Regions from separate parts of the Mus musculus genome. Here all the other regions are linked to region 1. The links are chromatin loops, found by intact Hi-C in ENCODE. Cell type or tissue: heart. All regions are shown on one strand. Region 1 holds the start of Trappc11 (trafficking protein particle complex 11). Region 2 holds the start of Ing2 (inhibitor of growth family, member 2). Region 3 has its middle 26 kb from the start of Gm22857. Region 4 holds the start of Cdkn2aip (CDKN2A interacting protein).

Evidence for each region. A loop is a pair of places that touch in the nucleus more often than their neighbours do. Peaks named below come from ENCODE experiments on the same cell type or tissue, not always from the same donor. Only the 100,000 strongest peaks of a DNase experiment are listed, where the experiment ranks them.
Region 2: it touches region 1 in a loop (4-fold over the local background); 22 of 42 quality-filtered maps call a loop at or near these places.
Region 3: it touches region 1 in a loop (3-fold over the local background); 5 of 42 quality-filtered maps call a loop at or near these places.
Region 4: a loop joins it to region 1, with 3.0 times the contacts of the local background. A loop is called at or near these places in 5 of 42 quality-filtered maps.

What each region holds. Positions count from the first base shown.
Region 1 is chr8:47,529,114-47,537,113 of GRCm38, reverse strand. It overlaps Trappc11 (trafficking protein particle complex 11), which reads left to right and starts at 3,644. Exons shown (of 30, transcript NM_177240.3): 1 at 3,644-3,795; 2 at 6,237-6,462; 3 at 7,616-7,785. The coding sequence starts at 6,259. It overlaps Rwdd4a (RWD domain containing 4A), which reads right to left and starts at 3,469. Exons shown (of 8, transcript NM_203507.3): 1 at 3,171-3,469. The coding sequence starts at 3,194. In heart, a CTCF peak has its summit at 3,829; a DNase peak (open chromatin) is centred at 3,563; H3K4me3 peaks cover 2,903 bases; H3K27ac peaks cover 1,795 bases.
Region 2 is chr8:47,671,259-47,679,258 of GRCm38, reverse strand. Ing2 (inhibitor of growth family, member 2) reads left to right here and starts at 4,100. Exons shown (of 2, transcript NM_023503.3): 1 at 4,100-4,753. The coding sequence starts at 4,579. It overlaps AA386476 (expressed sequence AA386476), which reads right to left and starts at 3,868. Exons shown (of 1, transcript NR_166692.1): 1 at 1-3,868. In heart, a CTCF peak has its summit at 3,831; DNase peaks (open chromatin) are centred at 4,028, 5,478 and 5,728; H3K4me3 peaks cover 4,216 bases; H3K27ac peaks cover 3,245 bases.
Region 3 is chr8:47,409,988-47,417,987 of GRCm38, reverse strand. It overlaps a transcript of Stox2 not described here. Among named protein-coding and RNA genes, the nearest start is that of Gm22857, 26 kb to the left of the region's middle. In heart, CTCF peaks have their summits at 4,484 and 5,293; DNase peaks (open chromatin) are centred at 3,677, 4,237 and 5,347; H3K4me3 peaks cover 2,690 bases; H3K27ac peaks cover 1,668 bases; H3K27me3 peaks cover 5,134 bases.
Region 4 is chr8:47,708,710-47,716,709 of GRCm38, reverse strand. Cdkn2aip (CDKN2A interacting protein) reads left to right here and starts at 2,779. Exons shown (of 3, transcript NM_172407.3): 1 at 2,779-3,190; 2 at 3,692-3,822; 3 at 4,416-7,366. The coding sequence starts at 2,940. The coding sequence ends at 5,725. In heart, a CTCF peak has its summit at 3,267; a DNase peak (open chromatin) is centred at 2,729; H3K4me3 peaks cover 2,473 bases; H3K27ac peaks cover 1,974 bases.

The DNA.
Region 1 (8,000 bases):
TAAGGGTAGGTGTTGGGAGCTGGGCGGTGGTGGCGCACGCCTTTAATCCCAGCACTTGGGAGGCAGAGGCAGGCGGATTTCTGAGTTCGAGGCCAGCCTGGTTTACAAAGTGAGTTCCAGAGAAACCCTGATCGAAAAACCAAAAAAAAAAAAAAAAAAAAAAAAAGGGTAGGTGTTGAGTGCTACTAACGAGTTTCACATTGTATCAGCTCACTTAATTCTCGAATAGACCCCGTGAAGAGCACATTACCATATTCCTTCTCTATACTGTAGAGGAAAGATTTAGGTTAAAGCAACTTGAAAATACTTGGAAATGAGAACTAGGAAGCACAACAATTTCCCACTTGAAAAGGAACATCAATTATACCGGTAATCATTTCCATAAAGTAATACAATGCTTATGTAGTACAGCTCAGTCCCAAGAAAGAATATCAGAAAGAAAATTGACAGGATCTATTCAAGATGATCGAGAGACTAGAAGAGAAGATGCTAATTAGTAACCCCTGCCCAGGCTTTGTTCTCAGAACACTGTGGTCCCACAAATGAGAAATCTCCATCACTGTGCGTGAGAGCTGAGTCTGGGAGAAACAAAGACAAGAGTATCTGTTTTAGTTTTCAAAAAGATTGACGTCATTAACTCTGCAGACTAAAGAGGGTGACCTTGATTTATTCTCCATGTACAATTTTCAGATTAGATCATAAAGAAACAGGGCAGGCGAGCTTAGAATCCTTAGGACTCTGCAAGCATTACATCACGATATAGCTCAACAATCCTTCTCAGCGGAACTCTGTACTTTAGAGAAGGTCGGCGGACTCAGTCTCTTTAGATCCCAGCAAGGATCCCTTTCCAGGACAGATCAGCACAAAAACAATGCAGAACAGCAACAACAAAGAAAAACACAGACATTCAAACTGGACTCGAGAATGTCACTTTGGCCATAATCTCTTTCCATATTCTAATTAATAACTTGGGCAGGAACAAAAAGAGATGACAGGTTGTTAAAATGGATGGATGGTAATCTGATAAGAAAATATAAGTCAAGCCGATGAAAGAATTAGGACAGCCCCCTCCAAAGTTCTTTTAAACCAAGTTATGATAATATTTAACAGGGTAAATATTAACATTATCACATTAGATATTGCATTTAACACCTAAATATATAAGTAGAGGATGTGGGATGAACTACTTTGTAGAAAGCACTAAGTGGATGTGGACAGACAGTAAATCAGAAGACAGTGTGATGCAACGGTTTCAGCAGAGGCAAATGGAGGGGATTCTGTCCTTATACTCAGTTCAGGACAGCACAGGAACTAAGATACATGAACAAAAGTGAACTGGAAACATATGATGTGTTTTTAGTTGTTTTGTTTTATTTTTCAAAGGCAGTATCTTCAAAACCGGGCAGGAAACTATCTTCAAAGATCCAGACACCTATCATGAGGAAGAATAAAACTTCGCTGCTGAAATCAAAGATTCCTGGACTCTACCACAGAAATTCTGACTCGTTAGGTCTGAGGTGGAGTCAGCAACCAGTGGTGATGGTGGCCCGGCAGTCAAATCCATTAAGTGTTACATTGTGCTTTGCTCGGAGAAAGAACTATTTTCAAACTGACACAGAATAATTTTATTGGTTGGGGCTGGAGAGATGGCTCAGGGGTTAAGAACGGAGAGACCTGGTTCAATTTCTAGCACTTATATGGTGGTTCCCAGCTGTCTAGAACACCAGTTCGGGTATCCAACATCCTCTTCCAGCCTCTTTGGGTACCAGACACCCGAGTGGTACACATACATATATGTAGGCAAAACACTCATATATGTTAAAAAAAAAAACTATTTTAAAAATTGTATTTATTTATGGGATACAATGCAGTTCTTTGGTAAGTGTCCCTGTTACAACTATCACCCCAAGTTTTCAACCACTTATTTGTCAATGAATCATTCGAAGCTCTTCTAGCTATTATGAAATGCACAGGGTACTGTAAAACGAGTCATTCACTGTGTAAAATGACATTAGACTTTCCTCTTCTCCATTTATGTCTGTAACCACTCACTAGTAGTCTCTAACCCTTCCTCTCTAGTCTCCCTCACCTGGATTTATTAATGCTTTGGATTCATTGAACTGGTAAGAATATTTTAGCAGGATATTCAGATACCAATTACCTTGTGAATGTGGGGTTCCTGTATGGAGTATTTGTAGTCTAGATTCTATTAACACCCACATTGTCAAATGTTAATTTTTAAGCAACATATTCAAAACAAACAACAAATTACTATGTATCTACTACTACACAAGGAGTCTACTGCTACATAAGATTTGTCTTCTTTGTTTGAGAAGGCATTTTTGGAACACCAGGCTAGTCTCAAACTCTGACATCAGCCTGCCTCTGCCACCCTAACACTGGGATTAAAGGCGTACACCACTACCGCCAGGTGGGATTTATCTTCTAATCCTTACTCTACCACGTTCACCAAGCTAGGGTGCTCTTTTTCCTTTTTCATCTGGACACATTACAGAGTTGGAAAGTTCAATGACAGGTGATTTATAGGACCTATTCCTTCCGACTTTGATATTTTGCAAAGCAAACAAACCACCACCACCAATAACAACAACAACAAAAACCAAAACACAAACTACAAAATTCTGATTGACATGAGGATGCTCAAAAATATTGTATATCCCTCAACAACAGACTGAGGAGTGACTTCACTGAGCATTATGGACAGAAACCGAAACACCAGGGTCATTCATTTTTCTGTAGAGATTTTACTTACTCGATCGACCCTTTCCACGAGACCACAAGTTTTCAAATTTAAAGGCGTTCAGATTTGAAGACAGAATAACTCGACACACAAGCGCTAAGCCACACAAGGGATTTAAGGACGGCCAAGTGCTCTAGGGTCGTGGACCAAGGACACTCATCTTACCAAGGAAATCTAGGAAGACCTAAATACAAAAATGACAAATGAGGGAAGCGGGAGGCTGAGTCTCACGTAACCCATTCGTGCTTGCTGGCCATAAGGTTGCCCAGTGCTATCTGGCAGGGGAACCACCAACGTGGGACATCCGGACAGGCGAAGAAGGTTCTCAGAGCAAAGGACACGTGCGAAGTCTGGGTGCTCCACGTCGTGACCTGCGCCGGGACAGGGGTGTCTAGTCCTGGGTTCTCACCTCTTGGTCCTCGTTGGCACCCATCGTGCCGGGCGCACGGCGTTCGCTACCGCGATGAACGGGCGGGCAGCGGGCGGGAGGCCGGGGCACCCCGTTTCCGCGCCTCGGTCTAGAGAAATCCTCCTCGCAGCCGTGGGTACGACCTCGTGCGCTCCAGATCCTCGGCAGCACCAAGCCACCGGCAGTCGATTGTGGGCCGGGAACCCAGGATCGCGTTATGTGTGATCGGGAACCGGGATCACGTTAAGGGACACCTAGACCTCTGACCAGTTACTGATGGGCGGTACCGAGGAAGCCCCGCCCCTTCTCACGATCGCGTCTCCTATTGGCTCCTTCTCTTTCCGCCCCCAACTCTTTCTCCTCTAGGAAATGGAACACCTTCCTAACAAGGAAACCCGTTCTATTCCAGGACTGGTGTGGAGTGCTGTCACTCAAGCCCAGGAAGTGCTTCCTGTGCCAGCGGAGGCGGGGAAAAGGAAGTGTCGCCTTCTGTCGCCCGGTCTGCGGCTGGGGCTGTTGCTTGTCGGTGGCCGCATTCCTAGACGCCCCTGCCTGGCTCTCTTGCCTCTTTCGGGGCTGACGGCGACTCGCCGCAGCTGCAGCGGGTCCAGGGCGTGCGGCCAGGGTGAGTTGGGCCCAGAGACCTTCCAGGCCAGGCTATCCCGGCTGGCTTGGTGGCCTGCGTTTCCCCTTGGCGTCCACCGATGCAATCTTGGCGTTTCTCCTTCCCCTGCAAAGAATTATTGCCAGAGAGGTGGGAGTGGTGGAGGAAAATAATGTCAGTTTCTAGGACTTTGAGGTTATTCTCCTTGCCCAGTGGCAGCTACTAGAGCCTAATGCTGAGATCCTAGGGACAGCCCTTTGGTTCTTCATTTGAGCGTTTTGCAATCGGATGTCTCTGAATCCTTGCTTGTTAGCCGGTGACTTGCATCCCAAACCACCTGTTTATTGATAGCCGTCTTCTTTAGTAGATACTCTGATTGGGTTAGCTTGTTTCTCTTCTATGATAGATTGCACTGACGAGGTGATCTGGTGCTGAGGACTTAACTTTGTACTTCTCCATGTTCCCTCTCTGTCAATGGTTTGCTTGGTTTCTCCATTATTTTCCGGGAAATCAGGAAGCGATTTCTTTCCTGTGTGTCACTGAAATCTATTCAGTCAACACTTGTCCTGTTCCGTTCCTTTTTAAATTTTCCTACAGCATAGTCAGGACCATTGCAAGTGTCCAAGCTTGTAAGGTAGAATAAAGCCGGGATTGCTGGTGTAGTTTTCATGACGTTGTTGGAAAAGATTTACACTGTCAGCTGTGAGAGCCAGTAACTAAGGGAAGGCTAGAGAGCACTTGAAATCTGCTAGTTTAACGGAGGGTGTGCAGTTCCTATAAAATACGCACAGGCTTGAAGACAATGCACAAATAGGTTTTTACAAGTTCATCGATAACTTATAATGATGTTTGGAAAATATTGTTGGCTAAAATAGAATATATCTAAAATCCCACATCTTTCTTTTTCTTTTGGGGGGGAGTTGGGAGGCTGTCTTTGATATCTCCATAGCCCTGGCTGGCCTGAAACTGCCCCCTGCCTCTGCCTCTCCAATGATGGGTTTTCAGGAGTGCTTTCTGAGCCAACTTCTCTTTTCCCTTCTAACATAACTGCTGGAAATTTTGACTTTTTTTTTCTTTGATTCATGCTGTATACCTCTCAGGTGGTGCTAATTTTAAAACTTTGCAAGTTTATTCTACTTCCCCTTATAGCCGGTCAATATTCAAGGGCCACAGCTATTTCTTTGGAGCCTCTAAGATCAAGGGAAAAGGCCCTTTCACATTCTCATCTAGACTGTTTGGTTTTAGGCAGATATGGTAGCCATATTATATTTTGACCACTTCTATTTTGCTCTTCATCTTACTCCCCAGAAGCTGTGGATTTCTTTGCCCTCATAGCACAACCCTCCCCAAAGGTCTTTTGAAGCAGTTCTGCAAGCTTATGGTGTAGATACATCATTTCTGGCAAGCTTTCCAACTCATGTTGCACTATCCATTGTTCCTTTAGCGTTTGAGTGTGAGGTAGCTAATTAGTAAAGGTGATTAGCGTTTCAGGTAGAAATAATCCACATTTTAGGGACCAGGTGGCATTTACACTAAAAGTTTCCCAGAGATTACCTTGTGGTGTGTATAATGTGATGATGGCGATCACTGTTTAAAAAAGCAGGTGATAAATCCTGTCAGAAATAAGGAACTGTTTTAAATAGATAGTGACCCTTTTGATTGGAATAAGCACCTTTTTTGTACAGTCATTTTGTAAAGTTAATGCATACCTGCGTTTATTGTAGACTTAACGAAAGGACACAATACCAACATGCCCTAGGGATTTCCATTCATTACTGGTGTCTCTCTTAGACATTTTCCTTTACCTATTATGTCATCCTATATTATGAAAATCAAAAAAGCAGCTATTAAATAATTCACACTTTATATGAATTATATTCTAAGTATTGAGAAATTAGATAATTGTAATTCCAAAGAAATCAGAGAAAGTTAGATTTTTATATATATATATATATATATGTAAGTCAATAGCTTTTTAACTTTTATTGACTGTGGTTGATAACGGGGCACGTATATGACTTGAATATTTTTAATAAGATTTTTGAGACAGAGTCTTACTTTACTGTTTTACACCAGCCTGTCTTGGACACTTGGTCCTCCTGTATCAGCCTCCTGCACTCTGGGATTTCAGCATGTGCCAGCATACCAGGCTGGAACTACTTTAATTTCCTCACTTACCGGCTTTCTTAGTCTGTTCATTCCACACTTTGATATACATTTTGAAAGATTACTGGAAATAGAGAATTTATCTGAAAACTGAGTACAACCTTTTCTGTGAAATTGAAATTGTGCAATTAGTAATTTTAATAAATCTGACTTAGTAATTAAAGTTTTCACGTTGCTCTTTTCTATTTGCTTGACTGTGTATATACAAAGCCTTTTGTCTTTTTGCAGTGTTTATAATTAGGTAGTGATGTTGGTTTTTAAAATTAATTATGCCTATCTTGGCATTTGTGTTTCAGATTTTTCCTTGACGCCCTCAGCATGAGCCCCACACAGTGGGACTTCCCTGTGGAGTTATGTTGCCGGCCGATGGCTTTTGTTACACTCACTGGCCTTGATGTTGTCTATAATGCTGTCCATCGAGCAGTCTGGGATGCTTTCTGTGCCAATCGGAGAGCTGACCGGGTACCAATTTCTTTCAAGGTGCTCCCAGGTGACCATGAATATCCAAAATGTAGATCAAAGGTAATGACATAAGATCACTTGCATTCATTCACAGCCCTGTCCTCTTCCTCCTACCAATCCTATCCCAATTATGTGTGCTATAAAACCCCTGGGTTTATCAGGGTAAAGGTCATGGTTGTGCCTAAGGAAAAACGGGTATTTTCATACACTATGGAATATATGCATATGCTTAATAACGCCTAATTTTAACCTCAAGCTGATTAATTGCAATGGTTTCTATACTATGAACGTACATCTTTTTCTTTTTAAAAAATAAATTTATTGGGCTGGAGAGATGGCTCAGTGGTTAAGAGCACTGACTGCTCTTCCAGAGGTCCTGAGTTCAATTCCCAGCAACCACACGATGGCTCAAAACCATCCGTAATGGAATTCAATACACTCTCCTGGTGTGTCTGAAGACAGCTACAGTGTACTCCCATACATAGACTAAATCTTTAAAAAAATTAATTTAGAGAGAGAGAGAGATTGTGTGTGTGTGTGTGTGTGTGTAGGTCTGATAACAACTTGTAGTGTTAGTTTTCTTCCAGTTTTGAGCTCAGGAACTCCCAGGCTTTGCAGAAAGTGTCCGTTCTACCTCCCCATCCCACTTTCCTTTTCATTGACCCCCAGCCCCACGTCTCCATAGTTTAGTAATCTTCTTAAAAGGAAGATGTGGGGCTACCCGTTCCTCATTGCTGGCATCGTGTGGAATCCATGGCCTTTACACTTGGGTTCAGCTTCCCCCATTTTTAAACCATTTTTATTTTATCCACAGGGAAGGTGAATTGCTGTCAGGACAGTACGTAAACAAATGAAGGCATAGTGGATTTTAGTTCACTTTATTATTTTACAGGGACAGAAATGGGAGTGGGGAAGGGTAGGAGCAGGCCTGGAAAATGGCTGAATACTTTGACAGGAGCTGAGAGCCTTGGCATTGTTGGGACTTTGTTTGCTTTTTGCTCTGGACATTCTTCCTCTCATGGGAAGTGTAGTGTTTGTGGGGTTGAGGTTCCACTCTGACACCTTTTATTAATTTCTGATGGGCTGACTTTCTCCTCTTGGGAGTGGGCAGTGTGCACACTGGCTGAGGCCCACACCTGTGGAGTGCCTGGCACTCTGGAGGCAGCCTCAGCTTCTTTTCTGACCAGCTAACTGTTTCTGTCACGGTTGGCAGAGAACGTCGTACGAGTGGTACATCCCTAAAGGGGTCTTAAAGACGGGCTGGATGAATAAGCACCTGAACCTGGTGCCGGCGCTGGTGGTCGTGTTCTATGAGCTGGACTGGGACGAGCCTCAGTGGAAGGAGAAGCAGTCTGAGTGCGCTACCAGAGTGGAGATTGTCAGGTACGGGGCCACAGCGGGGCTTGCAAGGGTCTGCTCACTAGGGACTTGTATGCTTGTGGTGTCAGGGATTGAGCCCACGGCCCCTTGTTCATGGCCAGCACTCTAACCCGGAACTGTATTCAAAAACACTTATTGGAAGTAACCGAACAGTGTTTAAACTGGGATGATTTCTCTGAGATTGTTGACCTCCTTTGAAATTCGTTCTGTTTCTAAGA
Region 2 (8,000 bases), 140 kb before region 1:
ATGTGAAAAGATTAAATGAGACAGTGGACAAACACAGAAACTCTTATTATGAAAAATTTATGGGTTAGAGTAATGGCAATGTATGTCTAAACTCTTATTGTATTTTATCTGTTTATAGGTAAAGCACTTTCACATAAGATTTGTATTTACACATGTATGAGTGAGTGTTGCATTTGCTTGTATGTATGTGCACCTGTGTGTATGGTGCCATGGAGGTCAGTAGAGGGCATTGATCGGATCCCCTGGAACTGGAGTTACAGATAACTGTGAGCCACCAGGTGGTTGCTGGGAAATATACATCCATGAGGTAGAATAACCAAAATTCCTGTAATAAAAAATTCTACACACACACACACACACCCCATTTATACAAGACTTTGCTGAGAGGAATTTGAACAGAAAATAGAAGTAGGGTCAGACAAGAGACCCTACACTGCTAAGTAGCACAGACGCTCCTCTTCAGTGAATATTTTAAGAAGCAGTGTCACCAGCAGAGATCGTTTGGGTGGCTTTTCAGTGACCTTGGAGAAGTCCTGCCCGCCCCCCTCCCACCCCAGGTTGGCCTCCAACTCAGAAATCCCCCTGCCTCTGCCTCCTGAGTGCTGGGATTAAAGGCATGCGCCACCATGCCCCGCCCTTTTTTTTAAAAAAAGTGTTTAGATAATTTTATGTGTGTAAGTGTTGGCCTGCATGTATGTAGGTGCACCACATCTATGCCTGGTGCCTACAGAAGTCAGAGAACTGGAATTAGGAATGGTTATAAACTGCACTGTAGATGCTGGGAATTGAACCCAGGTCCAAGAGCGGCAAGTGCTCTTAACCACTGGGCCATATCTACAGCCCCATCAAATAAGATTTTACTACTCCACTGAGGATGAAAAACAAAGGTCATCCATTAAATATAGTCACATGCTGATAATGGGGATCCTGAGCAAATGGTATATATAAGTATACTTTTGTGTTTGGAAGTTTACATCCTAAAATTTTTTTAAATGTATATTAAGCTGGGTATGGCAGCACATACGAGTATTCCCAGCACTTGAGAGGTAGACAAAGAAAGATCTCAGGTCTGAGGCCAACCTGGCCTATGACATATTTGTATTAAGATGTCACGATAAAACCCATTACTTTGTAAGCTAACCTAAAAAAAAAAAATAATTAAAAGGCAAAATTCAAAAAGTTAAAAAAAAGAAAAATTCCGAGCTGGAGAGATGGCTCTAAGTTTCAGAACACGGGCTGTTCTTGCAAAGGATCTGGGTTTGGTCTGTAGCGCTCACACGGTGGCTCACAGCTGTGTGCAATTCTAGGTCCACAGGATTTGACACCCTTTTCAGTGCAAAAGATACAAGATCCTTGAGCACCAGGCATGTACATGGTACACAGCCACCAATCAAAGAAAAGAAAAAAGGGAAAAAAATGAAATATTAAACAGAAGAAAAGATTTTCTAATGTAATCAGCTTAATTCAGGCAGAAACTGTTTTCCCTCAGTTCCTGCTAGTTTGCTTTTAATCAGTTGAGACTGTTTCTCTCATCTCATACCATATTAACTATGGACATAAACATTTTAGTATAAAAGAAATAGGCTTGAGGACATTTCCCATTAGGCACCTAATAAAAGGCACATAATAGACTTAGTCCAGTAATTTGAAGCCAATTGCACACTATTGGGGGGGGGGCATCAGCTACTTATCTTTTTCCAGGTCAGTTTAAGAGCAGGACAAAATACTAAAGAACAACCCTGCCCATCCCACCCCAGAATAGCATCAATTTCTAGAGTGTAGAGTGGGAGATTTTTAAATTTTGCGTTCAGGAGTTAGGAGACCCACTCTGAAGAGGCCATATGAGTAGCTACTTTAAGAGAAGGACACTGATAAATAGCTTGGGTCAAGAGCTGGAATTGCAAGGACTAAAGAATGCAATGCCTACTTCCCATCCTCGAGTAAACATTTTCCCCACACAGGCTGCTTCCAGAAGGATGCCAGAATTAGATTAACCTGTATGAATAAATGCAGCAAGAAAAGCACACCTGCACTAATCCATACACATTATCATGTTTTAAGTTCACAAAGTTTCTATCAGTGCCAGTGGAAAACAGGGATCTGGAGTTCTTTCTCGTCCTTCAGTCTGTCAGAATTATTTGAGGTACCAAGAATGCTTTCCAAAATCCTTCCTTGCTTCTCAACTTGTTTTTTTTTTTTTTTTGCTCTTGGTAAGTCACAACCAGTCAGCCTGCAGCTCAGTAAAGCAGGCTGTATAAAATCCATGGGCCCATACAGTGTCTAACTCCAATCAGTAAGAAACAGGGCAGCTTGCAGTAATTCCACCTTTTAGCTAGAATTGGCTGAACCAAGTTTGTGAGTAAATACAAAAATTAATTCAGGTTTTAAAAAAAGGGAACAAGCTGGGCAGTGGTGGCACACGCCTTTAACTCAGCACTTGGGGGGCAGAGGCAGAAGGATTTCTGAGTTTGAGGCCAGTCTGGTCTAGAGAGTGAGCTCCAGGACAGCCAGGGCTACACAGAGAAACCCTGTCTCGAAATCAAAACCAAACCAAACCAAACCAAACCAAAAACAAAATAACAACAAAATCAAGTCAATAACCTTAACAATGGTTATTTTCAACAAGACCTGGCTCTTTAATATTAAATAATGGAAAGAAAATTCGTCCCACGTTCTCAGAAATTCAATAAATACTGTGCTTGCCTCGGTTGGCTTAATACTCCACTGATCAAAATCTCAGCGTTAAAGTACATTAACACATTAGTTCCCAGGCCTTCCAATATAGCCCTTGTCCTCAGGACGCCGAATTCCGCGTTGTGTTTTGTCGAAATCCAAATTTTCATCTAGACCAGGACCTAGGTTTCCCTTGGCATCCCAACAGCTGCTTAATATACCCCACTGTATGAAAGTGTGCTGAACAGGCCGGGCAACAGGTATAGCGCTGCAAACCGGGCAAGAGCACCCAAACTTAGCACTCTGGCGTTTTCTCTCTTCTCATTCAAAGACGCCGCTCCCATTGGGCATCTCATCTGAATTAAGCGACTACTCTTTCTTATACCTATTTCGGTTGGGGGGGGGGGGGAGAACCAAAACCAAAACAGCTCACATATTTATATACATTCCGGAAGTCTATCCGTAATTACAGTGAGCTCCTCCTACCGGCATTTCACTGATGGTACTGGGGGAGTAAGGCGGATAATCCCTCACACGGAAAGCACCGCACTCGGTGGTTGATCCGATTTCTAATCCCATCTGCACTGATCCCCTGCTGGCTAGTGGTGAAGCCGAGTGAAAAGACAGTGAGGACTGTGTGTCCTCGCTGGCGGGTGATGCCTAGGCGATTCGACATCTGACAACAGTTTCCTTAAGATGGTTTGGGACTGGGGACCGGGGCGGCGTGCAGCCTTGCCACCTCCCTAAACCAAACTCTTAAGCGCGAGGAGGGGGAGCAGACCCTGAGAGCCACCCCGGCGCTGGGGGGTGGAGGGGCCGCACGCAAGGCGGGGAGTCCGCATTTAAAAGGGCAGAGGGCGCACCGCCTACCTCCGCGGTCCGCCCCGGTGCTCCGGGACCGTGGCCGCGGGGCGCTCGGCGGGAAGTCGCCGCGCATGCCCGGAGCCGCGCCCGCTGCACCCTGGGTCGCCTTAGTTCCCCCTCAGGCCTCACTCGGCCAGCGGCGCCCAGGGGCCGCTCGCTGCTGTCTTGGAGGCTCGCGAGGGAGGCGCTGGATCCGCCAGATGGAGGCAAGGTCGGTAACTCGGGGCCGAGCGAGCCGAGCCGGCGCTTCCTATCCCTGTAGGGGAACAGAAACGAAGAGAGCGGTCGCCCGGCCTCTCGGGGGCAACCGTCAGGACTTCGGTCGAAGGGGGCAGGCTCAGCCATGCGGTCCCTTTAAGAGGGGGCGGGGCGCGGCCTGCCGTTTGGCCGGCCTCCGCACCCTCCCCCCGCCCCCAGGCGAGAGCTGACAGACCAATCGCCCGGGTGGCGCAGGGAAGGCGGGAGAATGCGAACTCTTCGGTAGGACGATAGGGGCGGGGCCCCAGCCTTATTAGGAGTGAGTGCTGCGCAGGCGCAGATGCGGTCGCTGGCCAAGGGGCGGGGACTAGTCCTGTGAGACTCCGACAGGCACGGAGGCTGATAGAGAGGCGAGAGGGTAGCGAGGGGCTTGTCACGGGGATCCGGGCGACCGGGCAGCCCCGGTAGTGTCTGGGGAGTCCCCGGGGGGGACAGCCAGCGTCGCTGCCTGGGAGCCCCGGCGCCATCGGCCGCGGGGAACCCCGCTGCTCGCTCTCCTAGAGAGGGAGGGGGCCGGAGGGAGCCCCGGTCTCGCCCCGCCCCTGGGCTTGTTACCGCGGGGGCGGGGAGTAAGGGCTTCTTCTTGGGGGAGTGGAGATCGGGGGACTCGGCGGTGCCCTCTCGAGCGGCGGCCGTGTCCCCGCGGCGCCGGGCTGCCGAGCGGAGGAGCGGCGGTCGTGGCTGTTGCATGTGTGGCTGCTGGATGCGGAGGCGGCGGCGGCGGCGGCGGCGAGGAGCAGCAGCAGCGGCGGCGGCGGCGGTGGTGGTGGTGGCGGCGGCAGGATGTTAGGGCAGCAGCAGCAGCAGCAGCTGTACTCGTCGGCCGCGCTCCTGACCGGAGAGCGGAGCCGGCTGCTCTCCTGCTACGTGCAGGACTACCTGGAGTGTGTGGAGTCGCTGCCCCACGACATGCAGAGGAACGTGTCGGTGCTGCGGGAGCTGGACAACAAATACCAAGGTACTTTCCCTTCTTTCGGGTGACAGTGTGCGCCGAGTGCACCGAGCGATCTGGTGTGTGGGGCCGGGAAGCGGTTGTGTGTGTGTGTGTGTGTGTCTGGGTGGGGGGACGGCACAGCACACTCGCGGCCCTCCCTGTCCCGGCTGCGGCTGACGAGGACTTCCGAGGACCGCCCGTCCGTCAGCCCCCGTTGCAGCTCCGGCGGCTGGCTGCAGCTGCCGCGGACGGGAATCAGCCATTTTTAAGCGAGCATTTGTTCCGGTGCCTGCCGGTTGGGTGCCGCACACTGTCCTGCCCGGGGCTGGAGAGTGTGCAACGAGCAGGGTTGCGGGGCTGGACCGGGGTGCTGGGCCTGCTTAGCCCCTTGCCTGCTGGGGCTCCCTCCGTCTGCGAGCAGATGCATTGGAACGTATGGGGGGGAGGGGGCGAGAGGACGGCGGAGGTGGACTCGGGAGATGCCTCTCCCCCCACCCCCACCCCCCTCCAGCTCCCGGCGTGGCGCGGGACTGGGACGGTCTGTGCTTCCCTCTCGCCCCGGGGAAAGTTCCGGGCCGCCCGGTGTCTCACTCAGCCCTTCTTCGGCTACTGCCAAATGGTTAAAGGGGGAGGGGTTCCCCCGCAGGGCGAGACGGAGAAGGGGTGTGTGTGTTGTGTATGTGTGTGCGTCCGTGTGTGTGTGTGCGTGTGTGTGTGAGTGTGTGGCGGGGAGGGTCCGGCCTAGGGGCGGGGCCTGCAGGTGTGACGTCGTATGGGCGGGGCGCGCGCTCCCGCGGGAGTCGGCCACGGCGGGCTGCTCGGAAGGGTCCTGGGGTGGACTGAACCCATTGCTGGGCGGGACGGTCGGTGGGCCTGGGCGGAGTCAGTGTTGGGTGTTGGGAGAGATATTTCAAATCTCTCCCTAGCCCCCCCCCCCACCCCGGTTAGTGAATCAAGACGCGGACACCGCCGTGGGGGACTGTCTCTGACCCTGGCTCAGCGTAGGTTCCGGGCCATGTGTCACTTCCGGACTTCTGGAGGAAGTGGGTTCGTTGGCTGGGCAACCACCTGGCGTCTTTGCACCCTTGGGTTCCTCCTCCACCAAGTTTAAATGAGGAGAAAAGCTTTTTCTTGTCATCAAAGAAACTAGGACAGGGAATATCTTCAGGGATTGTCATACCTTTCTCCTGCTAGGACAGGAGAAATTTAAATGGGGATACGTTCAGCCTTTAGTAACCCCTAGTCAAGAAACTGTGTAGACCTAATATGGACCATAAAAACAACTTGGAGTCATTCTGTTTCCCCAGACCATCCCCAGTCCTGTAACTTAATCCTGTAATACACCCCATGGTGACTTAGCATGTAAGAGCACTTAGGTGTTTTCAATCGACAAACTTGTTTTCTAAGTCTCTCACTGTTTATAGTATAACAGTGTTTTCACCAGATTCAAAGACTTATGAGGTAAAAATCTACTTTTATAGACAAAATTTATAGGGATGGTATAATGAATTCAGTTAATTGGTGGAGAATATTTTATTTCAAAGCTGTCTGCTTTTAAAACCGTTTTAAAACTGTGACTCCTCTCAATCCCAAGAGATTGAAGTTAGGACTCACACAGGATAGGTAAAGGCCCTACAAGTTCACCCTTTCAAAAAATGAAAATCATTCTGTGGTATTTTCTGCAGACATAGGGAACATACATGAATGGCAACCTAGCATGAGAATTCTGTGCCAAAATATGTAGTTTTTTTTCTTTAAAAGCGCAAAGCTTAGACTTTTAGATTGGTAGTGACATAATTTTTTGACAGGGAAATCTGTGATACCAGTTACCTGTAATTGTCATAAACTGTTCAGGTAACATGAATAGTAGATCTTACAAGACTGAGAGGTTAATGCAAACCAGCTCCATTATGATTGAGATTAATTCCAAGATTAATACACAAATCGTGGTCTAGCTTCTGCATAGGCACAGAGTTGCTAAGCTCAACTTCACAGTTTTATTTTTGTTAGAAGCTTTATATATTTTTGTTTTCTTGGTCCAGATTTTATATTCACTGATTCTTAAGTATTTTCTAGTATGGGGGTCTAATGTTACTGTGCCTTTCAGAAATTATTGCATGGTTCATTAAGTAGAGAAACAAAGAAAAAGCACAACTGGTTTAAATATTTATTGCAGGATATGGCTATAGGAAGCCTTCATTGTCTCCTCAGCATTTCATTCATAATTTTCTAGAGAAATCTTAGCCTTTGAGCTAGAATGTAATGTGGGATTTCCGATGCCGTTTGTACAGTGTATGGAAAGTGTTGCATGATCAGATGTGCACGTTTGGCAGTTCAAAGTCTGAAGGTCTTGATCATTGTTTCCCACTTCAGGTAGCAGTGATTGCATTCTCACAGGTTTACTCTGGAGGCATTTTTTTAAGTGCTGAACATTGAACCTAGGGTCTCACGCATGTGTAGCAAGCAATAGCAGCCTACCACTGAATTGTTCCCAAACCCTCTTTTCACTCTTTATTTTAATATAGGAGGTCATTGAGTTACCCAGAAGAGCCTTGAACCCACTGTGTAGCCCAGACAGCTTTTGAAGTTGGGATCCTCCTGCCTCACTTTCTCAAGTAGCTGCCACTAGCAGCTTGTGGCACTAGGCCAGCAAGATGAAAGGAAAAAATCTCTAGCCCACAATATGGGCTGAGTACTTCTTTAAAATTTGCTTTTTTTTCCCCTCACTGTATAGTTAAGGTGTCTTTATAAATTTTTATCTCATCACAGTGTTAGTGTGCAAGTATGACACAAGGAATATTTAACTCCAATTATGAGATCTAAAATACTTGAAATGAAGTTTATGTTTTTTATAATCTTTATTTTGTGTCTAACAAGGAAATAGCTAATGTCTTTATTTTTCCCATAAGAAAATTAGGCTCGTAGGAAATGCACTTATATGCCTACTTCAGCAAAGTTTTGGATATATTTGTTTGTTTGTTTCAAACGTGAAATGCACAGGCCAACAAGATGGCTCAGTTGGTAAAAAAGGTTTCCAGCCAAGCCTGACAACCTGAGTTCAACCCTGGAACTCACATGGTGGAAGGATAGAACCGATTCCCATAGATTGTCCTCTGGCCTCCATGAGGAGTGCGGTGGCATTGCCCGATAGCTTACACACACATGTGCACACACACACACACACACACACAGAGTGCTTAAAAATGTAAAGCTATGGTGTGAGTCTTCTTTACCCTCAGCTCTTGTGGCAAAATTGACCATCAAGTATTAC
Region 3 (8,000 bases), 120 kb after region 1:
TATGGCTAGTGTCCAAGCCTGGGCACACTGTCCAAGTGTCAAGTGTCTGGGCACAAACATGGCTGCTTTAAGGCAAGGTGACCAACAGTGGTTAGGGTTTTGGTTTTTTTTTTTTGTTTTGTTTTGTTTGTTTGTTTGTTTGTTTGTTTGTTTTTGTCAACTTGGCCAAAGTCAGGGACATTTGGGAAGAGGACTCTCCCTTGGGAAAACTCTTCCATCAGAGTGACCCTTAGGCAATTCCTGATCCATGATCGATGTGGGAGGGTACCACCAAGGACTGCTGTTCCTAGGTTGTATGGAAAAGCAAACAGGCACGGACAGCAGGGCCGTATGCAGCCCTCCCTCACGGTCTCTGCTTCAGTTCCTGCCTCCAGGTTTCTGCCCTGAATTCCTGCTCTGGCTTCCTTTCATGATGGACTACAAGAGAAAAATTAAACTCTTTTTCTCCCCAAGTTGCTTTGAGTCCTGGTCTTTATTACAGCAATAGAAAGCAAAGTAGGAGAAAGGTCGAAATCACAGAACATGGCTGGCTTTGGCACCTGGACACGCTAAGATTTGGAAAGACTTGAGAGATACTCAAGATGCTGTGAGCAGCTTCTAAGGGGTCTTATGACTAAGGATCAGGACAGAGGGACACCCTACCCAGGCCTATGGGGTCTTCCCCTAATAGTTTGGAAGTATTCAGGTGGAAAAAACTGATCTCAGGATGGTCCAGGGTGCACAGCAGTCATTTAAGAAAGTTCTGGAAGGGAGTCAGTTGCCAGAAGGAAAATGTGTCCAGGGGAGCTTTAAAACCCCTTCTCTTCTATGATAATAGACTTTTAAAGCAAAGCAAGATGTGATAATGTTCAGAATCGGCATCCACGCCCCTAGTAGTAGATGATTTTGTTCAGTGGAGGGGAGAAGCGAAGCGTCGCAATACAGTCATATTCTGGGCTTTGTGAGAAGCAGGTAGTATGTGCACGGCAACATTAAGAGTAATTATATCCGCACGTGTAGGACTAGAGAGGTGGGGGATGGGTGTTCTGCTGCCTCCCCAGTGGGTGTCAGGCACGTTACCCCATTATCCCTCTTCTTGTAATAGTTCTTTACTTCAGAGAGGTTGCCTGCTTCAGATCCCACATCCGTGCAATCAGACCCTGCATCCGTCTTAGGCCCCACTCCATACTGACTATTTGAATGAACAGAGGGACCCCTCCCCCACGCCTACTGTTGCTGTATGGACCAACGAGGGTGTCATCGCATGGAGCAGGGAGTGCAGTGTCTTGAGAGGTAGACTAGTCAAAGACAAATGCCATCTCAATAGCAATGAGCATAGTTGGTAGCCAGATGTTGGTTCCTGAGTAGCATTCTACATTAAAAAGAAGCAGCACTCCATGGAAAAGTGGCCTGGTCCTTTGGTTGGAGCAAAAAAGATCCTGCAATATCTTGACATGTCAGAAAGTAAGGAAGTACTCAGAGAATGATAGGCTCAATACAAGGGCCCTGGAGCCAGCCAGCTTTACAGCATCCTATGGGTCTTGCTTTGTGCAGAGCATGCGCTATACATTATGAGAGTCACGTCTTATAATCTACTGAGTAAGAATGCGCAGTCCCTGTGGCTACAAACTGAAGAGGAGAAAGGGAAGTAGAACATTGGGATGCTGGCACAGACCTACACTGCCAGACCTTAGCAATCATCGCCATTAACTAAGCCAGGATCAATAATAGGCCAAGTTCCGTGCTGAGGAACAGCACCGTGATACTTACACGCTCTCAGAGGGTCTTTCAAAGAGATTCTTCTTGAGAAGCTGGGCCCGGTGCTCAGTAGTTGCTGCTCCTGCAGAGGACCTGAGCTCAGCTCTCAGCGTTCACAGGCTCACAGCCATTTATAACTCTAGTTGTAGGGGGTCTGACACGTTTTACTGGTCTCTGTGTCACTAGGCATTCATCTGACGAGTGTACATACACGCAGGCCAGTATGCACACACATAAAATAGGTCAATCTTTCTGTTTGTTCTTTTTGGTTTTTCCAGATAGGGTTTCTCTGTGTAGGCTTGGCTGTCCTAGAACTTGATTTGTAGACCAGGCTTGCCTCAAACTTACAGAGATCCACTGGCCTGGATCTCCTGGAGAATGCTGGAATTAAAGGCATGCACCAGTGCTATCCAGAAAGCAGATCTCTCCCCCTCCCTCTCCCCCTCTCCCACTCTCCCCCTCCTTCTCCCCCTCCCTCCCCCTCCCCCTCTCTCTTTCTTCCTTTCTGCTTTTAAAAAGATACTTCACATGTTGCAGAGATGTGGGCTGCTCTTGCAAAGGCCCAGAGTTTGACTCCCAGAGTTCATGTTAGGCAACTCATAGCTGCCTGTTAACTCAAGCTCCAGGGAATCTGAAGCCATTTTTCTGGTGTCTGTGGGTACCCACATGTATGTGTACATACCCACATACCGACACTCATACTTACACGTGCTTAAAAATAATTCTGAAGAAGATACTTGCTAATTACAAAGAATAAAATAGCAACAGTGGAGAGATTTTTAAAAGTTAGAAAAAGAAATTGGGTGTTTGTAGAGATAATAGAATTTTAATGATTTCAGAATCTGGTTGAAGATATGTTGTTGGATTTTTGTTTTTGTTTTTTTTTTTTGTACAATTCTTGCAGCTTAGTTTTAAACCATGCAAAAAGAATAATAAAGGCAGAAATGTTAAGCAAAAATAGAGTTGCAAGTGTGCCTTCTGTCTTGTGTTTTCCAGCTGCCATTACCCAGACCCAGGCCCAGAGAGCAGAGTGAAGAGGAGAGCAAATTGAAGCTTAGAGATGAACATTACCATCCAGGCAAGAAAATAACAGGTCTCACTAGGCAGTGGGCGCCGGGAAACTCCAAACTCCGAGGGGAGAATGTGGAGTCCCAGCTGTGGTCCCTGGATGGATGGCTCTGTGATGGAGCACCTGGAGCCTGTGAACCCTGCTGAATGCAAACACAGTCAGACCTACCCCCTTGCTGGAGTCTTCTCAGGCAAGCAGTAAGGGAGGCGGGATGCGACTCCCATTATACACGTGGGAAACCAGGGTTCAGTGAGGTTTCCAAGGTCGTCCTTCAGTTAGACTAAAGCATCTGACTTTTGTGATTTTTAAATTCTCAGAAGCCCCCAGAGAACAGTTTAGCTGCCCCGGCCCCATCACCTGAGTGTTTTTTCTAAGTCAGTGTTTTTTTTTTTTAAAGAGGATGGCCCAGAACCCGCAACAGCAGTGCCTAGATATTTCTTAGAAATTACTAATAAAGAGACAACGTGATGGCTCAGTAGATAAAGCTTACTGCCAAGCCTGTCTATCACCTGAGTTTGGTTCTCCAGACCTGTGTGGAGAGCATAAACTGTCTTCTGATATCTCCTGACTTCCACTTTCCTGCACATTCACACAAAATAAGTACATGGGATTATTTTCTTTCTAATGACAAACGAGTTAGATGCCTCTCTCTATACTAACTCAATCATTTGAGATAGAACCTAGGAGTGGTGCCCAATTATCTATTAAAAAACACTTCTCTCTCTCTCTCTCTCTCTCTCTCTCTCTCTCTCTCTCTCTCTGTGTGTGTGTGTGTGTGTGTGTGTGTGCGCGCGCGCGCGCCTCTCAAAGTCAGTCCTCTTCTCTCACCACGTGGGTTCATGGGATCATACTCAAATACCCAGGCTTGGCAGCAAACGCCTTTATCTGCTGAGCCATCTCATGACCACAATCAAGTGTTCCTGGTGATCTTGAGGCAAACTCAACTACACCCTGAGCTTCTTATGTCTCTTTAGAGCTTCTATGCAAATCAGAACTTCGCACAGAAACAAGGTTAAAGTTTTTCAGAAGGCATAATAATCTCTGTCTCCACTGCACAGCTAACCTCGGGAATTGTTGGGTGTCTTCCAGGATAGGGTCGCGTACAGGCTGGAGACAGAAGAGGGTCCACTGGAGTTGGAGGAGGGACTGATGACAATTTTTCGTGCTTGACTAGGCTTTTTAAAAAGCTACTTCTTAGGGTACATTAACCAGCCAGCGAAACCACTTGTTTCTGAGGGGAGGTGGGAGGTGGGGGCGGGGGTGGAGCGTGGGGCGGAGCGACATTTCGCTGCTCCGGAATCGGTGCCTTCTCAGTGGCGCCGCGCGTCCCCCTCCCCCCTCCGGATCTGCCCGGAGCTGGGCGCTTAAACTCAACTCTCCCTGCCAACACCGCCACCTTCACGGTCTCCGGTACCGGCCTTCTTGGAATTCCTCAGGCCGGGTCCCGCCGAGGGAATTCCCCGGATCGCGGCGAACTGCCCGCCCCCTCGGCACCCTTTCCTCCGGCTCTCCGCCCCCGCTGGAGCTGCGGGCTGCCAAGGAAGGCTAGGGTGCCACGGCTGGAAAATGAGCTGTGCCCGGAGGGTGGCCGAGGGCTGCAGGTAACTGGCGCGGGACCTCGGGGGGCAGCAGGCTCTGCGTCGGTGTCCCTTCCCGGCACTACCGCGAGGCGACCTGCTGCGCCCTCCCGCGGGCTGCGCCTTGGGGCTCCCGGGCTCCCGCGGGGCAGGACGGGCGGGGAAGGGTGCGGACCCCCCGCCCCCAACGTCAGGCAAGACTCTGACTCTCCACAGCCACTGTCCGGTGCCGGTTCCTTCCAGCAGCCCGCAGAGGCGGCACCGGTGAGTGCAGTCTGCGCGACCGATGCCTGGTTAAGATGGAGAAGTTTCTGCAGATCGCGCCGCACTCTCTGGCCATCGTCCTGGGCCCGGCCGACAGCTCCGCAGAGGAGAAGCCCGGGACGGTTCAGCCCTCGCCCCCGGTTCCCACCCAACCCCGGCAGCTCGCCCGACACCACATCGGGTACGAGATCTTCGCAGATTTCAAAGCGGAGAACATGCAACACTTCTGGAACAAGAAGGTCACAGCCGCGGTGGCCGAGACTTTTTTCCTAGGCTGGATCGACGAGCAGGTCTTGCTGATCCAGGGCAAGGAGGAGCATCTAGAGGCGCTGCGGGAGGGCTGGACACGCAGGGCTCTGCGACCCCCCTCTGGCTTCCAGATCCGCTGCTTGGGTGAGTGCCGCCGCTCCGTCGGGCTGCGGGGTCCCTGCCCTATCCCCTATCCCCGGCTCCGGAGGGCGCTGAGCCTGCGCTTAGGCCGAGTTCCCGGGGCCCCAGGATTCTCGCGCGCATCTCGGTCTGGGAAGGGGTCCGCGGCGCTTCGGGAGCGCGGAATCGGGGGACTTTAGGGCACTTGGAACGTGGACTGCTCCTTGCACCACGCGCGTCAGGGGCGGCCAGGGGAGCCTCCTGGCGGCGTCGGTGGCGCGCCTTACGGGGCGGCGCCTGGGGCTGGCCAGGTAGGCGGCGCGGAGTTCTAGGGTGCACACGGGTCGGGGCTACGGATGTCAGCTTTTCCACGCCTCGCGGGCGTGGGGAGTGCGGGCCAAGCCGAGGGAGGGCGCGGAGAGTCGGGATTCCAGTGGTACCAGGTGTGCGTGGCCGGCCCTTCACAAGCGCCTCGGTCCCAAGGACATCCTTTTCCAGGGTGGCGACCTCGTGGGGCACGTCGTTTGGCTCAGGTGTGTTGGCGCCGTTCTCACTCTCCCGCATTTCCGTACAAGACAAAAGGTATAGTTCTTTGCTTGTGGAGAACTTCCAAACAGTACTGTGTGATTGAAGGTGGAGAAAAAAAGACAACTGAGAGGAGCTAGGGAAAACGTTTGATCTTTTAGTTTGTTGGTGGCGAAGGAGAAAAGAAAATACTGAGCAGAATAGCTGAAGAGGGGTTTTCGTGGCTGTAACTCAGGGTTGTATTGACTTGTATTTTTATTGCAATCCTACTTAATATGTTTTTCTTAATCCCGGGCAACCTGGCGCTTAGAAAACTTTAGTTTTGGACGACGGGCCCGGTGGCTAAGAGCAAATATAGCACATAGCGATGTTTTATGAAACGATCCGATAAAGAAAGCATTCTTTCTAGTTCCAGGGCTTAAACATTCTTTTATGACATTTTGGGAAGAGGTCAAAAGTTCAAACTGTAGAAGCCCGTAAAGCGACCTTCTGTGGTCCCCGCGGCCCCCCTGAAGGATTAGCTTTTACCTACTAATGTGTTTTCTATGCGGATGGTAAACAGATAGCATTTTTATTTTGCTGTATTTTGTCTTTTTTTTTTCTTTTTCGTAGCAGAGATTTGTTTTTGTGAAAGTTCCTTTGAATGGACCAGACAAACATCTAGTGAAAGCTTGTTTCTTATTGTCTCAAAGACCGATCTTGATTCTACCCCTCCCCCCACCCCCCCACCCCGACGCCCCGCATCTCCCTAGTTCAGCCCCTGTAATTAAGCTGCCTGCATTACTAAAGGGGCCGAGATGAACGCCTCTGAGGGTTGGTCTGCCTTTACTTCTTTTACAGTGCAGGACTTGAACATTTGGAGGCGAATCGTCATCCTTAAGTTTGTGCACACATCGTCAAGACCTTTTCTACAGTATTTTGTTAGTTTCCTTTGAAACTCGATCTCAGGCTGCTTTTGTGTTTGGATTTGGAGTTTTCATCTATGTACTTTATAGTCTAATGTACCCCTTGTAAAACTGAAAAGTTTGACAATGGCCTCCTTACTCGTTTCATCTGGAGGCCGTTGCACGCCCACCAAATTTGGGGATAGGATCTAAGGAACAGCAACATAGTTTCATTTGAAAACATTTCGGTATGTTCATTTTTTTAAAAAATGTTATTTTATGAGTCTTTATAAATAGATTGCAATGAGTGATCTGTCATATTCACCAGAGAGAAGCATTTTGACAAATGTGAAAGGTTCCAAACCCATTGCTGAAGTTGCTTGATTATTGCCGTTATTATGAATATTGCCTGTTGCAGGCTGACCTTCTCCTGATAGGAGTCTGCTTTGGCTACTGCAGGATTAGGCTCAGCCCTTAACTTAGGGTCTTGGGTTGGAGGAAGATGCTTCATCTTAAAACCCTGAGGCATCAGATAAAAGAGCTGGGGCTGGGGAGTTGGGGGTGGTACCTGCTGATATGCAGGTGGCAACTGCCTTTTGAACCCCCTTGGGGGGTCAAGATGTCTGCTGGTGCTTGCTTCACTTTCTCCCCACTAATGGTGGTTCTAATGATGGGTTGTTAGAGAGATTAGGATGTGTTATAAAATTCTCCAACGGGAATGTCAATGCCTGTGGCAGGCCCCCTCTTTTCTCGGAGGTACTGGGGACTGGCTCACTGCCTTTCATTCTGAAACACAATGTTACTACTGGTGACAAATCAAAAGAAAGAAAGAATCACACCATAAGCGGTGAAATCTGATTTTGAAAAATGAGATTGACGTTTTAGCATGCCCTCGGACTCAATCTATGTACAAGAGCAGGAAGCAAACACCGGCTTTGATACTTTTTAGTAATCTGGGTTTTTTTTTTTTTTTTTGGTTTATATTTTAATGTTACTACATATCTTTTAGTAAGTCTTCCAACTGATCTTCTATTTTGCACTTAAGCATGTGGTCAGATACCTTCATTCTCTTTTGTGATCTCAGTTAATGACTTCATGTGGGTCAGCCACAGAACCAGAGACACCAGTGAGCACTGCAGAGAGCATGATATTCCTACTTGCTGAACATGAACATGAACCAGGCGGGGCTCCGAAATAACCGACAGCCAATTGTTAGCTCACGGTTTATTATTCTTGCAGTAATAATGACATTCACACAAGGGATCATTTTCTAGATGGTTCCTTAGATCCCACCAGGGACAGTGAACTTGTAGTGAACTTGTTCTCTCAGATTCTCCCAGTGAAGAAGAGAAAAGAAGGCTTTGTTGCCAGTCTCAGATGCACATCTCCTGGGCCAGTGCCCCTACGCCATCCTGGACGAGAGGCTGCATAGACAGTACCTAGAAACTTTTGTCTTGTTCTGCCCTTCATATTTTACTTCATAGCTTACTGGGAAGTGGGAAACATCTACATTGGAAAATGCAAGCGTTTCAGTGTCTGTAATCCCCAAAGTATACGGTTCTAACCAGCTGTAAA
Region 4 (8,000 bases), 180 kb before region 1:
AGCTCTGTGGAGACACAATTGTACCACCAGGAGTGCTTAACTCCTAGTAGAACAGGAAGCAGGGAGGCCAACTGGATGCCCAGTCAGGCTATAATTCTCAAGGCCCAATGTCCAGTGATTTCCCCCAAGTCTCACCTCCTTTTAAAGGGTCCTCAACCTCTCCAGATAGTGTTGTCAGCTAGCGGCCATGCTTAGACATACATTTCACACGTAAATCGTAACGCTATCCTGAGATTTCTTTTCTCTTGAATGTAATTCTCAACTTTGTGGTCTATGGCCTATACCCTGAATCTTCATATTTACAAAAATTACATCGGGGGGGACTGTAATCAGACTATATTGAATGAAGAACCCATTATGTATGTGAATGTGTATTTGTGGGAGGGTGCACAGGTGCAATGTGGCACATGTGGAGGTCAAAGATGGAGCGTGGAGGACTGAACATCCCACTGGTCTTAAACTGAACTTTTTAAGAATCTAAAACCGCCGGGTGGTGGTGGCACACGCCTTTAATCCCAGCACTTGGGAGGCAGAAGCAGGTGGATTTCTGAGTTCGAGGCCAGCCTGGTCTACAGAGTGAGTTCCAGGACAGCCAGGGCTACACAGAGAAACCCTTTCTCAAAAAAACCTTTAAAAAAAAAAACTGAAACCAAAATACATATATATTTCCTATCAAGAACTCAACTTTTGCAAATAAATACTTGTTTTCAGACTCTTTTGGCTTTTGATATAACTGTGAATCCAAGTGAGGAGGCCCGGAACTGTACTCTGAGAAGAACCACCGGTTTCAGGCCATCATAGAGACAGCAAGACTATGTCTTCAAAGAGAAAAAACTTTGCCATTGAAAGGTTAGCTGTAGCCAGGCTGTTCTTGTTCATTTTGTTACCCAGTCTGGCCTCAAACAAAGCTGGGCTGACTTGGTTATTTTAGAAGAGACTCTTGCTTCTCACTCTCTCAGTAGACCAGTGAGACAATGGACCCCGGAGAAATGAGAATTTCCCCAAAAGTCTTAGAAGTAAAAGGTTCCAGCCAACGGGGACTTTGTCTTCCTGAGAAAGATTTCACGTTCTAACCACTGTTAAGCCACCTTGTCCCAGCAGCCTCAGGCCGGGATACCAGTGGGCAAGCAGCTGGTTGATGGGTAAGCCACTGTTTGACGGCTCCTATCTTAAATGTCCATGTCCTTGGCCTTTTATTTAAACGTGAATCTCATTTCAGAGCTCCAAAAGACTCGTTTGAGATGGGATGGATGCCTGTGAGTCTCAGTCTCTGTGTCTCTGTCTCTCTGTCTGTCTGCCTCTCTCTCTCTGCTAGGAGAAGGGGGAGAGTTGAGAAAGGGGTTCTTTTGTGGAGTCCTGAAACTAGCTCTGTAGACCAGACTGGCCTCAACTCACAGAGATCCCCCTGCCTCTGCTCCAGAGTGCTGGAATTAAAGGGGTGCTTTGTCTCTCCTTGCCAGTGTGGCCTCTTTGAAAGCCTTTTCCTGCTTTCCACTACTAACGTGTCCCTTCTAATTGCCTTATTGGAGCTGAACAGTGTTGGGGCACAGGCCCATGGCTATCAAGTTTAGTAACCAAATGACTGAATTTTTGCGTGATTATTCTGATTTAAGCATTTTCACAACAAAACGCAAAAATCTATTGAGGGAAAATTCAATTACATAATTTATCACTATCTCATATTATTACATTGATCCTTTGATTTATTGACACATACCTAGACTTGGAAATGTTAATAAACACGCCAGAAAAAAAAATCCATGGGTTGGAGAGATGGCTCAGTAGTACGAGATCTTAGAGAAGACCTCCAGCACCCACAGGGCGCTGGGTTCAATTCCCAGCACCCACAGGGCGCTCAAAATCCTGGGTCAACTCAACTCCAGGAGAGCCATTGCTCTCTTGCCTCCAAGGGCACCAGGCCCACACATGTAGCACAGACACACATGCAAGCAAAAAATCGAACTCATAAAACAAAACAAAACAAATGCAGAAGCAGTTGCTCTTGAGGACTGAGGCCAGGACGAGATAAGCAGATACATTTCCATTTTGGTCCAACCGGGATTAACAGTTAAAACCAGTTGGCACGGGGTCATTTATAGTTCGGGGACCAAAAGCGTTAAGGGAGAGGAAGCGGGTTGAACCAGGAACTTAAGAAACCGCGGAAACCCAGCCAGATCGTGGGGCGCAAGCGCAAAGGCCTGGTTTCAAAGAGCCGGTTAGATCCAACTGGAGGAGCCGCTTGTGCTCGTCGTTAAGTTACAACCGTGCTCGGTACTTTTATTGTCCCCATCCCACAAGGCATCCGCAGGTCCCCAAACGCCCGGAGACCTTCCGAGCCTCGGGCCCAAGGGTTCAGCGGCTTTCGCGGCAGGGCGCAGGCGCGGAAGCCAGCTTTTGTTTATTTTGGCCGCGTGCGACCGCGAGCGTCCGAGGGCGGAACGCGCAGGAGGGGCGGGGCGGCAACTCGGACGCCTCCAGGTCTCCGCGCTCCGCCCGCTTTGTCCCACCGCCCCCCTCTCCCGGCCCCCCGGAGCGCGGCGTCACAAAGCGCCGGCGGAACGCCCCAGCGGCCGCCCCTAGGCGCCGAGGGCGGGGAGGGCCGCTGGCCGCTGAAGTCGCCTCGGCCCCGCCTCCGCCGGCGCGACCGCCGAGCGAGTCGCTGGCGACTGGGCGCTGCAAAGCATCCTGGGAGGACGCGCTCGCGCCGGAAGGTCGCGTGTGCGCGCGGCGGCAGCGGCGGCGGCGAGGTTATAAAAGGGAGCGAGGCGGTGGCCGGCGGAAGTGGGCGGTTCGTCGGCGCCTTGTTCTGTTGTTTGGGGTTTGGGCTCCTGGAGGGGCGTTCTCGGGAGGGCCGCCGGTGCAGGCCGCGCTGACACAGGGCCGCTTCGCCCCCGGGGCTCCGTGCGCTTGCGCTCTCCCCGTCCCGCAGGGTCCCCAACATGGCGCAGGAGGTGTCCGAGTACCTGAGCCAAAACCCGCGGGTAGCCGCCTGGGTGGAGACGCTGCGCTGCGAGGGCGAGACGGACAAACACTGGCGCCACCGCCGGGAGTTTCTGCTTCGCAATGCCGGGGACCTGGTCCCCGCCACCGACGAGACTGCGGACGCGGAGAGCGGAGCCCGCACTCGGCAGCTCCAGCAGCTGGTCTCCTTCTCCATGGCCTGGGCGAACCATGTCTTCCTAGGGTGCCGGTGAGTGGAGGGAGCGTCGCTCTCCAGCCAGCCTTCCGGGCTTTGCTCCACGCCCCCTGCCGCTGGCCGGGGAGCGCTTTCGCGGGGACCGGCGACGCTGGGGAGGGCCGCTTGGGAAGCGCGGGAATCGGTGTGACACTGTGGGTCCTCGGAGGGAGAGCAGGAAGGGCGTCCGGGGCTGTCCCCGACCTCACAGTTGCCGGGCGTCCGGGTGGTATGCGCCCGGCAGATGGAGTTGTTGGTGCTTAGCTGACAGTATCTGCCCGGGAGACCCCGAGTTTAAAGGTTCCCTGGCACAGACCCGCCTCCCGAGCCCTTAGGGCATTCGTCTGGGCCATCTTCGATTGTCGCGCGGTTCGTACACTTTGATCACGACCAGGAAATGCAGTCTGCGCACTCCTGCATTCCTCACGCTGCCAGTACTTTCGGAAAAAAAAAAATAAAGCATAACAACAACAAAAACAAACCACTTCTTGAGAGCGACTTTTGCTTCTTTTTCAGGTACCCTCAAAAAGTTATGGATAAAATTCTTAGTATGGCTGAAGGCATCAAAGTGACAGATGCTCCAATCCATACCACACGAGACGAACTGGTTGCCAAGGTGAAGAAAAGAGGGATATCAAGTAGCAATGGTTAGCAGATCATAGATGTGAACATACATAGGAGTTTAGAAAATATGCTTTATAAAATTAGGAATCGCTGTCATTACTAATTTTTTTTAACAATCCAGAATGTGTATGCTGTATTAATCTAGTTAAAATGTTAAAGCTACACTGTGTGTGTATGTGTGTCTGTCTGAGTCTGTCTGTCTGTTTTGGTGCTGAATTTGATTAACTTTTAGATTTTCAAGTCCAATGTCTGATGCTGTTAATTTAATATTAAAAACTAATCATATTAATTGATACTGTTTTAACATACTAATGAAGTTGTTCCATATTTTAAAAGAAACTACTGGTTCTGAAAAAAGAATTTTTTTGTGCTTTTGTTTGTCTTGTTTTGTTTTGTTTTGATAGGGTTTCTCTGTGTAGCCCAGCCTATCCTGGAACTTGCTCTATAGACCAGGCTGACCTCAACCTCAGGGGTCATGCCTGCCTCTGCTTCCTGAATGCTGGGATGAAAGGCACTTTGCTGCCACCCCACTCTCTGTGATTTTTAAATGAATGTTTTGTTGATTGTCATGTCTTTAGGACTCTTAGTAAAATACCTGTGTTTTTCTTCTTTCTAGAAGGGGTAGAGGAGCCATCCAAAAAACGAGCCGTAGAAGGAAAAAACAATTCTTCAGTTGAGCGAGATCATGGGAAAAAATCTGCCAAAACGGATCGTTCAGCAGCTCAGCAAGAAAACAGTTCGCCGTCCAGGGGGTCGTCCACCAAATCCGAGAGTGGTGGGACCTCAGCTCGGAGCAGCTCCAGTGGCTCCCATCAGGATAGCGCCACAAGTGAAGGAGACAGATCTGTGTGCAGCCAGAGCAGCAGCAATTCCTCTCAGGTAACCGCAGGGTCTGGAAAGGCTTTGGAGTCAGAAGCTCCACATAAACGTGGTTCAGCGTCATTTGTTTCTTCCCTGTTGAAGTCCAGTATGAATAGTCATATGACCCAGTCCACTGATAACAGACAACAGAGTGGGTCACCTAAAAAGGGTGCTCTGGAAGGTTCTTCAGGCTCAGCCTCTCAGAGCAGCTCAGAGATTGAGGTGCCCTTGTTGGGCTCCTCTGGAAGTGCAGAAGTAGAGTTGCCATTACTGTCTTGTAAGTCTAGTTCAGAGACAGCTTCCAGTGGGTTAACATCTAAATCTAGTTCAGAGGCAAACATTTCATCATCAGTTTCAAAAAACAGTTCATCGTCAGGCAGCTCTTTACTAACCCCCCAGAGCAGTTCCACAAATCCATCGCTGCTGACATCCAAAAGCACGGCTCAGGTAGCTGCTTCACTGCTAGCGACCAAAAGTGGCGCTTCCTTAGGAAGCGTGTCTCAGCTAGCTGCCAAGAGTGGTTCTCAGAGTAGCACTTCACAGTTGCCTTCGAAAAGTACCTCCCAGGCCAGTGAGAGTTCTGTCAAGTTTGCTTGTCGGAAGTTAACCAATGAAGACATAAAACAGAAGCAACCTTTCTTCAATAGACTGTATAAGACGGTGGCGTGGAAGTTAGTAGCAGTTGGTGGCTTCAGCCCCACTGTGAATCACGGAGAGCTGCTGAACGCGGCTATTGAGGCTCTGAAAGCAACACTGGATGTGTTTTTTGTCCCACTGAAAGAACTGGCAGATCTGCCTCAAAATAAGAGCTCTCAAGAAAGTATTGTCTGTGAATTGAGGTGTAAGTCGGTATATTTGGGCACTGGCTGTGGAAAAAGCAAAGAAAACGCAAAAGCCGTCGCATCGAGAGAAGCACTGAAGTTATTTCTCAAGAAGAAGGTGGTGGTGAAGATCTGTAAGAGGAAGTACCGAGGCAGCGAGATCGAGGATCTAGTACTCCTGGATGAAGAAGCAAGACCCGTAAACTTACCTCCAGCACTGAAACATCCTCAAGAATTACTGTAACTTCTCCAAGTAGGCACTGAATCCAGTATCTGGTGTTTGAAGAGAAAAACTGGCTTTTATATAAGACACTGGCTTTCACAGATTTTATATTGCTTTTTTCCAGTTTTGCAGAAAATTTAAATTCTCGTTCTCTTCACTAAAGTAGAGCTGTAAATAATTTATGACAGTGCATATTAAAGGGTGTACATTGACAGCATACCAGCGTGCTGTTTTATTTGCTGAAGAAAATACTATCTTCTATTTTTAATGATATATTAGGTACGATGTGTAGTTCTGTAGAATCTTAAAATTTTTGTACTACTACTACCAATTTGGTAGAAATGTATTAAGTTGTCTACCATGCCTTTTTTTTTTTTTTTTCCTAACTTGATTGAATCACATAAAAGAAGGGGGACCACAGTATTTGAATGTGTGAAACTATACAACCTAAGGTTTAAAAATGTTGCTCATGATGCTGAACAGCTCTTAAAGAACAAGAAGAGTTGTCTCAAACTATTTTCATGAAAAGCTGTAAACTTTTTTTTAGATATAAAGCAGTATAAAGTACTTATTGTTATTTTATTCTAAAGTTGTTTAAAATTCACCATGATTTTGACGGCTGCAGATTCTTAAGCAGGTTAATTTATGTTTTGAGGTAAATTTCAATTTACACTTTATTAAGACATAATGTTGGTTTCTATAGGAAGCATATTTTGTGACTACTATGAACAGACTGATTTGTTTAGATATTAAATGCTTTAAGCTATTTTACCTTTTCAAGAAGTTGTGTTTTTTTTTCTCCTACCCTGGTCATAACTAAGGCTCCTCACTACTATTCAAACTACAACCAAGTAGTTTTCATAGTATAAAACATATTCTTATAAATAGGGAAGTTTATATCTAGAACCGGGTGGTTTTTGTATTTGTAGATTTCAGAAGAATATGGAGAAGACTAGAGAGCTATGGTCAGTTCTTTAATGACTGTGTATTCATGTGGATTGCATCTGTTAGTAATATAGTAGAATCTTGTTTCTGTGTCTTAGGTAATTCTATTAATCTGACATGGTTTATTTTAAAAGTCTTGTCTAAGGTATATGACTTTTGGCCTTCTGGCTTTCTAGGAACTGCACACTGGACAATAATGGAGATAATATATGTAGAAAAAGACCTTTCATATTTACTAGTTATATTGGTATTGGAAGGTTGAACATAAGCACAATTTAAGTGTGTAAAAATTAGTTTGTAGTTTAGGAATAATAAAGACACTTAATGTACTGAGTTTAAACTGAAATAATCAGGGATGTTTGTATTTTGCCAGATAACATTTTTAAATTATTTGTTTTTTTTTTTGTTTTTTTTTTTTTTTTGAGAATAGCTCATTGGATACCAGAGCAAAATCTATATTCTGTAAATGGTCTGACTGCCCTTATATAGTGTGGAAAACACTAACATAAGTGAGTTGTAAAAAACACTGTCAAGTTTCTTCTGTTGTGTATTTTGTAAACTAATGCTTACCAGAAAAGTGAGCCAAAAATTATAATAAATACATTTTTGAAATACATCTTATTAGATGATTGGGTAATTTTCTAAAGTGATTTGTTTTAAACAAATTTATAAAGGCATTTTATATTGAAAATCCTTTAAATAATAATCTTTTGATGTGGAAGAATGTGTGCTCTCATAGACCTATAATTTCAGCTACTTGACAGGCTAAGTCAAGAAGAGCTAAGGCCTTTGAGCACTAGAGCAGTTTGAGACGATGTCTGTCTGAAAAGAAAAAGGCTCTGGGATATGAGTCCTGTGATAGTGTTGGTGGTGCATGCTTTTAATCTCAGCACTCTGAAGGCAGAGACAGGTGGCTCTGAGAAACCCCTTCACCAAGGAAAAGGTAGGTGGTAGAATGCTTACTTAGTGTGCAGGGCCCTGAGTTGAATTTCCAGTACCTCCATAAAACAGAGCAAATGAAAACTGATGATATATTTTCTTGAGAGACGGAGTATATTATATATAGTCCTGGCTGGTCTTGAACTTGGAAAGTAGTATTCCTCTCTGCTTCCTCAGTGCTGGGGCTATAGCTGCGTGACTCCTAAAGTTACGGTGTTCATTTATACAGCATGCTCTTAATAAGAATTTAAAGATCCCCATGGGAGGAGTTGGCTCAGTGAGTTGAATACGTGTTGCTTCCATGTAAACACTGGGCGACAGTGATGGCCCATCTGTTGCAGCACTGGGAGAACGGGGAGTCCTAGGGAGCCTCAGTCTGTAAGGTGGAGAGTTACGGAAAGAGCCTTCTATA